2 separate regions of the Mus musculus genome follow, and region 1 is linked to region 2. The links are chromatin contacts, found by Hi-C or POLR2A ChIA-PET in ENCODE. All regions are on one chromosome and are shown on one strand. Each heading gives the region's core, a stretch centred on a gene start or an enhancer-like site at or near the end of the contact. The rest is flanking DNA. Distances are from core to core; before and after follow the strand shown. Region 1 holds the start of Ncoa7 (nuclear receptor coactivator 7). Region 2 holds the start of Cenpw (centromere protein W).

Region 1 (4,645 bases), core at 1,597-4,096, 600 kb after region 2:
AAGATTCTAAAATTGCCCCTATCTTTATTGGGCATGGCAGCCTGCTTTATTTTCATACATTATTCATACAAATTGGTTTAATCACACCTTCTCTTCCCACAATATCCTCTGGTCTTCCTACCTTTTATCTAAAAGTTTTTCTTCACCTATCTGAAACAATCCAACTAGATTAGAGAAGAAATAGTACTCTATATGATTTACCACTGTGTGAAAATAGGATTGTGGGTAATATTCTGGATAGTAAGGAAGATGATGCATGGAAATTAGGGTGGGAGAAGGAAAGAAAATGAGTTCCCTGATACATGTGCTAAGGAGAGAAGTTAATGATGGGGGTTGGAGAGATGCTGACTGCTCTTCCAGAGGTCCTGAGTTCAATTCCCAGCAACTACATGGTGGCTTACAACCATCTGGAATAGGATCTGATGCCCTCTTCTGGCATGTTTTAAGAGCAACAGTGTACTCACATAGATAAAAAATAAACAAACCTTTTTTTTTTCTTTTTAAAGAAGTTAATGATGACTCACTACATTATGTGACAGAAAAACAAATGCCAAAGCCCAAACCCTCACAGTGTAAATGGAAGGCAAACAGAAACGGATTTTTTGTTTTTGTTTTGTTTGTCTTTTTCTCCTAAACATTTTCAAGCAGAAAAGACACAGGATCATCTAAAAACCTCAATTTATAGAGAAAATAGCTAAAATGCCATTTCTAAGGTTGAAGATGTTGCTCAAATAGGATTAGCCCAATACATCAGAAGCCTCGAGTCTAATCTTGGATCTGGCTCCTAGCATCAAAAATAAATAAATAAATAAATAAATAAATAAATAAATAAATCTCTATCTATATGATATATATATGAGTTTACTTTGGAACCACAGACGCTTTTAAATGTTTTGTTTCCCTCTTTAGCTTTAACAATATATATATATATATATTAAAAATAAACCACAGCTCAACTTTAAAACAAGTTACCTGTTACTTATTAACCAGATCACTGCTCCTTCTGAAATAACTTAATAGATTTCTTTAAACATAAATTCTGCCTTCTAAATTGTTTTTTTAAAGTAAAATTGAAATGGTATTAATTGCTATAACACTGGAAAGTGGACACGAAGGGAACCTTAACAGAGCCTTGCTGTTGACGCCGGAAATGTCAATGAAAAATAACCAAGTTAGCCTGTTTATAGAAAGAAGCAATTATTTAAAATACAGTTAATTGCACTAGCAACAACAACAACAATCTTATACTATAATTTTAAATGGTTGGGTTATATACAATGTGTATCTTGAAATACAATTTCATTCATTCAACAAATAACCAACAAACAGCTATAAGGCATTCAACATTGGGGAATTAGAGAATGGGAAGAGAAGGGGGGGGTGGTCGAGGAGTAGCAGGGGGAAGAGGACCTGGTAATGATGGTGATTCTGTCCTCTTAGTATTTATATTGATTCAGTTAGCCAAAATCTTTAATCTGAAATAGTGCTTATAAAATTGGAGCTTACAATAACAATTTTTTCAAAATTCTAAACCTTATTGCTTAACGTAAAATCCAAAACGGCAGCCTGAGAGGAAACAATTTTATTAAAAGCCCTAATGTATTACTTTTATTTCAAGAACAGGAAAAAAAGACTCAACCAGATTCTCAGAAAAGCAAGGGTCAGCTCAGAGTTGAAGGCGAGGCCGGAGACAAGACTGCCTCTGCTGGCGCATCTTTCAGAGTCTCAACTCCCGACACCTGTATCAAACTTGCAGCTCTCAAACCCATTGGCTCCAGTCAGCTTTATCCTACGAGAACACGCCAGCCTCATCCATCACCTACCTAGGTAATCTGATTTCTAGAAAGACTTTCCTTAAACTGACACCCAAAATGTTAAAGTGTTTGCACCACTGACTTTATATACCACTCGGCTAGCTGTAAATTACACAAAAATTCATAACCACCCCTAAATACCTCTAAAACAACAACCGTGGTCGTCTACATTTTAGCAAAAAGAACAGGAAGAACGCATTTGCTGATCCTGTTTTTTAAAAATGCAATGACACAATCTACTTGAGCTCGAGAAAAAGGCAACGGTCTCCTTTCAAAGAAGCTCCGCGCCAACCTATCCTTCCAAGCTCTCCCAGCCCCCAACCGAGGGTCCCCTGATTGTTAGCGAGGAGGGTCCAGTGGCCCTGCGCCCCGGCTCGGCCTCGAACGTTCCAAGCAGAGCGTTTCGGGTCCCCCGGGGGCTGCGCCCAGCGCCATTAGTACACCTCGGCAGCCCAGGAGGGAGGCTCCGGTTCTTCCTGGCCGCAGCATCAGCAGCCGGTAGCCTTCAAGGCCTGGCCCCGCCTCGGCGACCTACCTACTGGGCGGGGGCGCGGGCTCCGCGGGTCTGGGCGAAGTGGTTCGGGAGCACGCATTTCTGGGAGCCGTGGCCTCTGCCGCTGGGCGCTGGGAAGCGCATCCTCCGGGGTGGGAGGAGGGGGAGGGCCGGGGAGGGGATCGCCCGCCGAGGAGGAGCTAAGGGAGGCGTCAGGCGCTGCGGGGTGCGCTCCTGAAGGGCTCCGGAGTGCCGATCTGGCCCGAGCAGCCGCCGCCGGGGTGCTCGAGGCCTCGCCCAGGTACCTGCAGCAGCACCCACGGTCAGGGCGCCGGGCGCGAGCTGGGCGGAAGGCGGGGAGCTGCGGTGGCGCGACGCCAGCCCGGCGCCCGCCTCTAGCTCCGCCCGACCCGGGGCGCGCGCTGCACTCGTCTGCTGCGGCTGGGACCCGGGAGCTCAGCCGACCGCCTTAGCGATGCGGGCTGCAGCTGCGACATCTTGCCTGCCCCGTGCGACCTCGGAGCCGCAGGCTGGACAGCCTCGAGGTGGCTCGGGCCCCCGAACCCTGGGCCCAGCGGCTCCGCCCCGGAGAGCTGCGCGCGCGGCCTCCGCAGGCCCCGGCCATTTGTGACGCTGTGATGGTCAGGCAGTCAGTGAACCGAGTACGGTCTGCTTACCTGGCCCCTAATCTTATCCCTTTTAGCTGGCTCCTGTCTGGATCTTGGAGGGAAGTTAGCGCTTATGGGCACATGTGGAGTTAGAGCCCTTGCTGGAGCCTTAAAGTCCTTTTACTTCACCTTCCAGCTCTAGGACTAGGGGCAACCATAAATTCATCCTCTGTCATTTCCAGCATTGCCTTTGGCAAAGAGGCCCACTGTCTTCTTCTGTCCCCGGTACAACATCCTATAAGCTGCCCAATTGTAAACCTTATAGCCAAGGCAATGCGATGTAGCAACGGGCAGTTCAGCTGGCTCTTGGCTGGGGCTGGAGAGCAGCTGAGTGGGAAGGTTTTTTTGTTTTTTCTTTTTTTTTTTGTATGAGCCCAGGGCCCTGTTTCTGTGAGCTTCCAACCTGTATTGGACGCTGTTCCCTTTACAGTCCAGTGGCTATAACTGCAAGATGACTCGGAGGATCTGATCGTGAAGATCACTCTTAAATACAGGAAGAAAAAAGTGTGTGTGTGACAGGTGTGTCCTAAGCCATCAACACACACAGTACATAGAGGCTTCCCCAGGTTGCTGCTGCTTCTTGGTACTGCCAGTCTCTCTGGAGGGTGGAGCAAAGCCCTTAGCAGCCATGACTCTGAGATTTCAGCAGCAGATGATGTTACATGGTCATGCAAATATGGAATCACTTCCTGGTTTTGCACTGACCATCTGTAAATTCTGACATCGGGTTTGCATGTTTATGCTTTGAGTAGGAGACACTTCTTTCTGTGTTCTTTACACCCCTTTTGGTATCAACCTTGAGTGCAGGCTCTGCTGCAGGTACTGTTCCCACCCTTTAACTCGGTCAGCACCCTTTTGTGCCTATGAACCCAAGGTTCTGACGAGAAATAAAATAGGCCTTGATTTCTTTTCTCTTAGGCAAAAGTATAACTGAGTATGTGTTCAAAGTGGTGACTTGCTGATAGAGTGTTCCCCAAGTTTTCCAATGCAATGCCAAACAATGACACTGTCTTCATTATCTCCCCTGGAAGTACATGATGGATCACATGCTAAGGATAGTTTGTCACTAAAGTGAAAGTCTGAATAGAATGGGGAGTTGTACTCAAATGGTTGGGATTGGGGGTGCTTCTAATTTAAAGATTCTTTGGTCATTCTTTTTTGTGACTGAGTATTGACTGATTCTTCTGAGTATTGACTGATTCATCTGAGTCTTGTCTTCACACAGAAATCGGAATTAGCATCGTCTACATCCCTCTTATCCAGAATAGTACCCATCAGTCAAATGTGTTCATTCAAACTTAATGAAATACAATTGTTACGACTTCCAGTCTGTTAGTTATACATATAAGTTCTAAAAAGACAAATAAAGCTTGTGATTGCCTTTTGGACAACACAGGACCCAACATTTCCTTATTACAGGGAATTCTTCTGGAATGCTTGCCAGATTTCAATGGGTAGGAAAGATATACAGAAAGAATTGGAGGTAATTTGGGTGCAGCTAGATCAAATACTATTAGAATATATACATAAGAGCATGATAATCCTTAAGAATTCACAGATTGCCTTTGGACTACAGCTTCAGCATGTGCTGGCCTTGGATACATTTCTAACTGATGCTTTTATCTTCAAAGGTGGATGATCGCAGCACCATCTTCATAGGGTAGATACAG
Region 2 (5,350 bases), core at 1,237-3,736:
TCTTCATGCTCTTAATCATTGCATTGCTTTCAGAAAAGTCCTTAATTGGAATATAATAGTTGTCGTGTTTCTCACTGAAGAGTATTCAGAAGTCTCATAAAAATTGCCAGGGCATGTCCAATGCCTTGGCTTCCCCAAGTAAGGCAGGGCCAGCAAAGAGATAGTACTATGGGTACTATATAAGAAAGTATCACGTGCTTAAACAAGTTTACAAAATGCTAAGTATGCTGTGTATTTTAACAAAGTTCAACAGCCTTCCTTGCTGGCACATCTCACAGTCTATCCTAACTCTTCTAGCACTATGCTAGCCTACAGGTATTTTGAAATAAAAAGTATTTGAATCAGACAAAGATGATGGCCATAACAGTATTTTTAAAGTTAACTCTTGTTACTAAGAAAATTTATATTTTACCTTTCCTGCAGCCAGTACATGATCCTTTTTGATAACTCTAGATTTACTTTCACAAGCATTTGTCCTGGACTCTTCTGCCAATCGCTGAATAAAAAGTAGGCAATTCAAATGGATCTTTAAAAGCAAAGCACAAGTAGGGTTATATAATATAAAAACCTTGTTAACATAAATTTATTACTCACAACTTTCTAACCCACAGCTTCTTCCAGGTTTGTGAGGGCACTATTCGCAGGTATCGCGCACATGTTTTCTTTATTTATATCAGTTACCAAGTATTCCAAACAAGGATGACTCAGAAGCTTCAGGGCTTTGTGCTTAAATAAAGAAGACAACGGCTTCTGATCCCAGTTCCCAGACGAATGAACAATCATCCCATAAGGCTGCACACTACACTGGGAGATCACATCAGAATTTGAAACACTGGGAAGAATATTAACGCCTCAACAACTAACTGGTATGGTAGTCATGCAGAAAAACGTGCTGCTTTAAATAGTACAAACTTTATGAATGGCATGGAGTGCTTTATCAGGTATAATTATGAAGTTAATGGAGAGCAGAACACTGTAAGCAAAGAAATGTCAATGAGCAACAGCCTAAACAGGAGCTGTTTAACAAGAGTGACAGAACAGGAAACCAGCACCTGGGAACAACAACTGGCCGAACAACTGGACCTTCCCTATGCTACCACTACAAAGTGTTGGGCTTCAACTCTGCTTGACACCTAGAGCACTCCACCGGAGTCCATACAGCCACGGGTCACTTCAGGACAGAAAATGGAAACTAAGCTACTTGAGAAAGGCCTGACAATCCCTTGAATCAGCTAGTGAGCTCCTGGATATTCCTCATCAGGTGGGTTTTGTTCTCTGTTAGACTCCAGGGAAAACAGAAGAAACTATCAAAAGTGTATTCCACGGAAATCCCAGCTCACTTACGCTATCTCAACCACTAAGGAGTCAGGGATGTGGAAAAAAACAGCAATGGAGAGAGAGAGAGAGAGAGAGAGAGAGAGAGAGAGAGAGAGAGAGAGAGAGAGAGAGAGAGAGAATGTAGATAATTTTGTAGTAGTCAAGAAAACCAGTATCTGGAGATGGCTCAGTGGTTAAGAGCTCTGCATCCCTTGTCAGGCACTTGGGAGGCAAAGGCAGGGATGAAGGTTGGGGGCCGGGGTGTCTCTGTGAGTTCCAGCCTAGTCTACAAACTGAATTCCAGGACTTCCCCGGGCAGGTACAGAGAAACTCTGCCTTGAAAATCAACATACTGAGAGTGTTAGTGGTGGTGGCAGAGGTAGGCCGATCTTTGAGTTCGAAGCCAGCCTTGTCTACACATCAAGTTCCAGGGTAACCAGGGCTACACAGACAAACCCTGTCTTGAAAAAAAAACAAAACGAAACCAAAGTAAAACAAAACAACACCCCCCCCCCCAAAAAAAAGGGCAGAAAACAAACTGATTTTACTTTCAGGCTGTAACATTGTTATTTATTTTTGGGCCAATTAATTAGTGGAAAGCACTATATTTCAGGTAAACACGAGTCTGAAAAACGAGTCTTGAAAGTTTTAAAGACTTGACGCCACATCTACACGATCACTTTAGTAGGGGACCTAGTGCAGCGGCCATAGAGAAATGGGTTCGGTAAGAACATACAGGAGCTGGGGAGGCAGGCAGGGGCCCAAATCTGTTTCTAGCCGGTTTACCTTCCATACCCGGATCAATTAAACTAATCCCAGAGCCAGGCAGTCTCCTTAACGGCTGGCCCTGGAAGCAATAAGGGGGGGTGCGGGGCCTTCCCGCGGGAGTTTTGAACGGGCTCCGCGTCCTCCTTCCGCGGTCCCCCGGGGCAGGGCGCTCCGCGGCCGGTCGTGGCCGGCGGGCCTGAAGGCGGAGAGAGCAGGACTTACCAGGAGGTCGCAGCACCTCCCCAGACCTAGGTGAGGCTTCTTCTGCTTTAAGGTGCGCTTGAGGAAGGCGCGGGGCGCCTTGCGCTTTACCCGCCTAGTGACTGTGGTGGAGGGCGCCATCCTCGCGGCCCGTCGCACGTCAGGGCCGCTCACCACAGACTGACACGCCACTTGCCTCCCCACACCGCCGAGTGGTCGATTTGAATTGGCCGCCGGACGGCGCACGGCTGTGACGTCACTGAAAACCACACCCACCGCAGCACCGGAAGCGCAGGCTGGAGGATGGACTCCTCAGGAAAAGGGTGTGTCCTGCGAACCCACTGCTTCAAGGTCTCTAAGGCTTGCTTTGCTGTTTTTGTCTGTAGTTTTCTATGGTGCTGTAGTTCGACTCTTGGTTCCATACAAAGGATGAGAAATTGTGAAAATAGTCAATAAGCCCAGTAAAACCCTTCTGTGCTCACCAAGCTATCCATATAGCAACTGGATTCTAATGAATAAGAAAGTAAATGAAAGAAGTTTGTGTTTTATTAGGAACTTAGGCCCGATTTTTTGATATTACCAATAAGCAATGTATATTTTTATATTATTGCATTTGGCTTTGCATGAGATTCTTTTTTTCTTACACCAGATTTTCCTCACAAATGCTCTCCCTTCATTGTTCCCTCCCTTAATTTCCCTATAGCTTTCAAATATACTTTCTTTTTCTTTTATTGAAAATAGATTTCTTTTTCATAAGCTGTATTCTGATTGCAATTTCCCCTCTCCTACCAGCTCCAAAATGCTCCGAATTTCTGTTCCTATTCACATCAATACCCTTTCAGTCTCTCCTCAGAAAACAAAACGGGATCTAACAAATAGTAATAAAATAAAATAACAAAGCAAAAACAATCACAAGAGGGAAAAAAAACAGAAGAAAAAGAGCCAAGGAAAAACCACAAGAAAGCATTTAGAGGCAGAAGCACACATTTGAGCACCTAAGCATTCAATAAAAATCACAAAAGCAGAAGCAATATTATATATTCTTTTTTGCCATATAATCTTATATTTATTTTCATTCATATAGTAATGAGGCTACTGCAAGCCAATTCAGATATTGTCTTTAAAATACTGTGGTGTCAAAAAAAATAAGCCTACAAAATGCAATGTCTGTTCTTGTGTGTACACTGCATCCCCAGCTAAATACCTGTGTGCCAATTAAATGGTATTAAGAGATATGGAAGAAATTGATCCTATTAAAAGATTTTATCAAGAAGTTTATAATTCTTCAAAGTTTCAGAGGCTCATCAGACAGGAAAGACATAAATGTTGCTGGCGCTTGCATTTAAATCTCCAGGTCAAAACCACAGTCATTTTCCCCATGAACACATCATTTTAGGTCTTTCTTGACTTCTTCTGTCAGATTCCTAGGACATTCATTCTATCAAAAATGTTCTCTTTTTTTTTTTTTTTGCCTTTTTTTATTAGATATTTTCTTTATTTACATTTCAAATGCTATCCCTAAAGTTCCCTATACCTTCCCTCTGCCCTGCTTCCCTACTCACCCATTTCCACTTCTTGGCCCTGGCATTCCCCTGTACTGGGGCATATAAAGTTTGCAAGACCAAGGGGCCTCTCTTTCCAGTGATGGCCAACTAGGCCATCTTCTGCTACATATGCAGCTAGAGACACGAGCTCTGGGGATACTTATTCGTTCATATTGTTGTTCCACCTATAACGTTGCAGACCCCTTCAGGTCCTTGGGTGCATTCTCTAGCTCCTCCATTGGGGGTCCTGTGTCCCATCTTATAGATGACTGTGAGCATCCACTTCTGTAATTGCCAGGCACTGGCACAGCCTCACAGGAGACAGCTATATCAGGGTCATGTCAGCAAAATCTTGCAGGCATATGCAATGGTGTCTGGGTTTAGTGGCTGATTATGGGATGGATCCCCAGGTGGGGTAGTCTCTGGATGGTCCATCGTTTCGTCTTAGCTCCAAATTTTGTCTCTGTAACTCCTTCCATGGGTATTTTGTTCCCTATTCTAAGGAGGTATTAAGTATCCACACGTTGGTCTTCCTTCTTGATTTTCTTGTATTTTGCAGATTGCATCTTGGGTATTCTAAGTTTCTGGGCTAATATCCACTTATCAGTGAGTGCATATCAAGTGACTTCTTTTGTGATTGGGTTACCTCACTCAGGATGACATCCTCCAAATACATCCATTTGCCCAAGAATTTCATAATTTCATTGTTTTTAATAGCTGAGTAGTACTCCATTGTGAAAATGTACCACATTTTCTGTACCCATTGCTCTGTTGAGGGACATCTGGGCTCTTTCCAGCTTCTGGCTATTATAAATAAGGCTGCTATGAACATAGTGGAGCATGTGTCCTTATTACAAGTTGGAACATCTTCTGGGTATATGCCCAGGAGAGGTACTGCTGGATCCTCTGGTAGTACTATGTCCAATTTTTTGAGGAACTGCCAGACTGATTTCCAGAGTGGTTGTACAAGCTTGCAATCCCACCAACAATGGAGGAGTGTTCCTCTTTCTCCACATCCTTGCCAGCATCTGCTGTCACCTGAACTTTTGATCTTAGACATTCTGACTGGAGTGAGGTGGAATATCAAGGTTGTTTTGATTTGCATTTCCCTGATGGTTAAAAATGTTGAACATTCTATTTCATGTGCTTCTCAACCCTTTGGTTTTCCTCACTTGAAAATTCTTTGTTTAGCTCTGTACCCCATTTTTTAATTGGGTAATTTGAATTTCTGGAGTCCAGCTTCTTGAGCTCTTTGTATATATTGGATATTAGTCCCCTGTCAGATTTAGGATAGGTAAAAATCCTTTCCCAATCTGTTGGTGGCCTTTTTGTCTTATTGACGGTGTCTTTTTTGCCTTTCAGAAACTTTGCAATTTCATGAGGTCCCATTTGTCAATTCTTGGTCTTACAGCACAAGCCATTGGTATTCTGTTTAGGAATGTTTCCTCAGTGCCCATACCTTTGAGGCATTTTCCCACTTTCTCCTCTATAAATTCCAGTGTCTCTGGTTTTATGTGGAG

Evidence for each region. A loop is a pair of places that touch in the nucleus more often than their neighbours do. ChIA-PET counts read pairs that join two places held with the same protein, here RNA polymerase II (POLR2A).
Region 1: a loop to region 2 is called in a map of v-Abl transformed pro-B cells, with 5 times the contacts of the local background. The contact joins the promoter of Ncoa7 here to the promoter of Cenpw in region 2. A Hi-C loop is called at or near these places in 5 of 37 maps with a recorded cell type or tissue (T-helper 1 cell, T-helper 17 cell and v-Abl transformed pro-B cells). POLR2A ChIA-PET finds 5 or more read pairs at or near these places in 1 of 5 experiments (embryonic stem cell).

Annotation. Positions count from the first base shown.
Region 1 is chr10:30,800,480-30,805,124 of GRCm38, forward strand. It overlaps Ncoa7 (nuclear receptor coactivator 7), which reads right to left and starts at 2,847. Exons shown (of 16, transcript NM_172495.6): 1 at 2,350-2,847.
Region 2 is chr10:30,198,054-30,203,403 of GRCm38, forward strand. It overlaps Cenpw (centromere protein W), which reads right to left and starts at 2,487. Exons shown (of 3, transcript NM_001109747.1): 1 at 2,308-2,487; 2 at 413-526. The coding sequence starts at 2,427.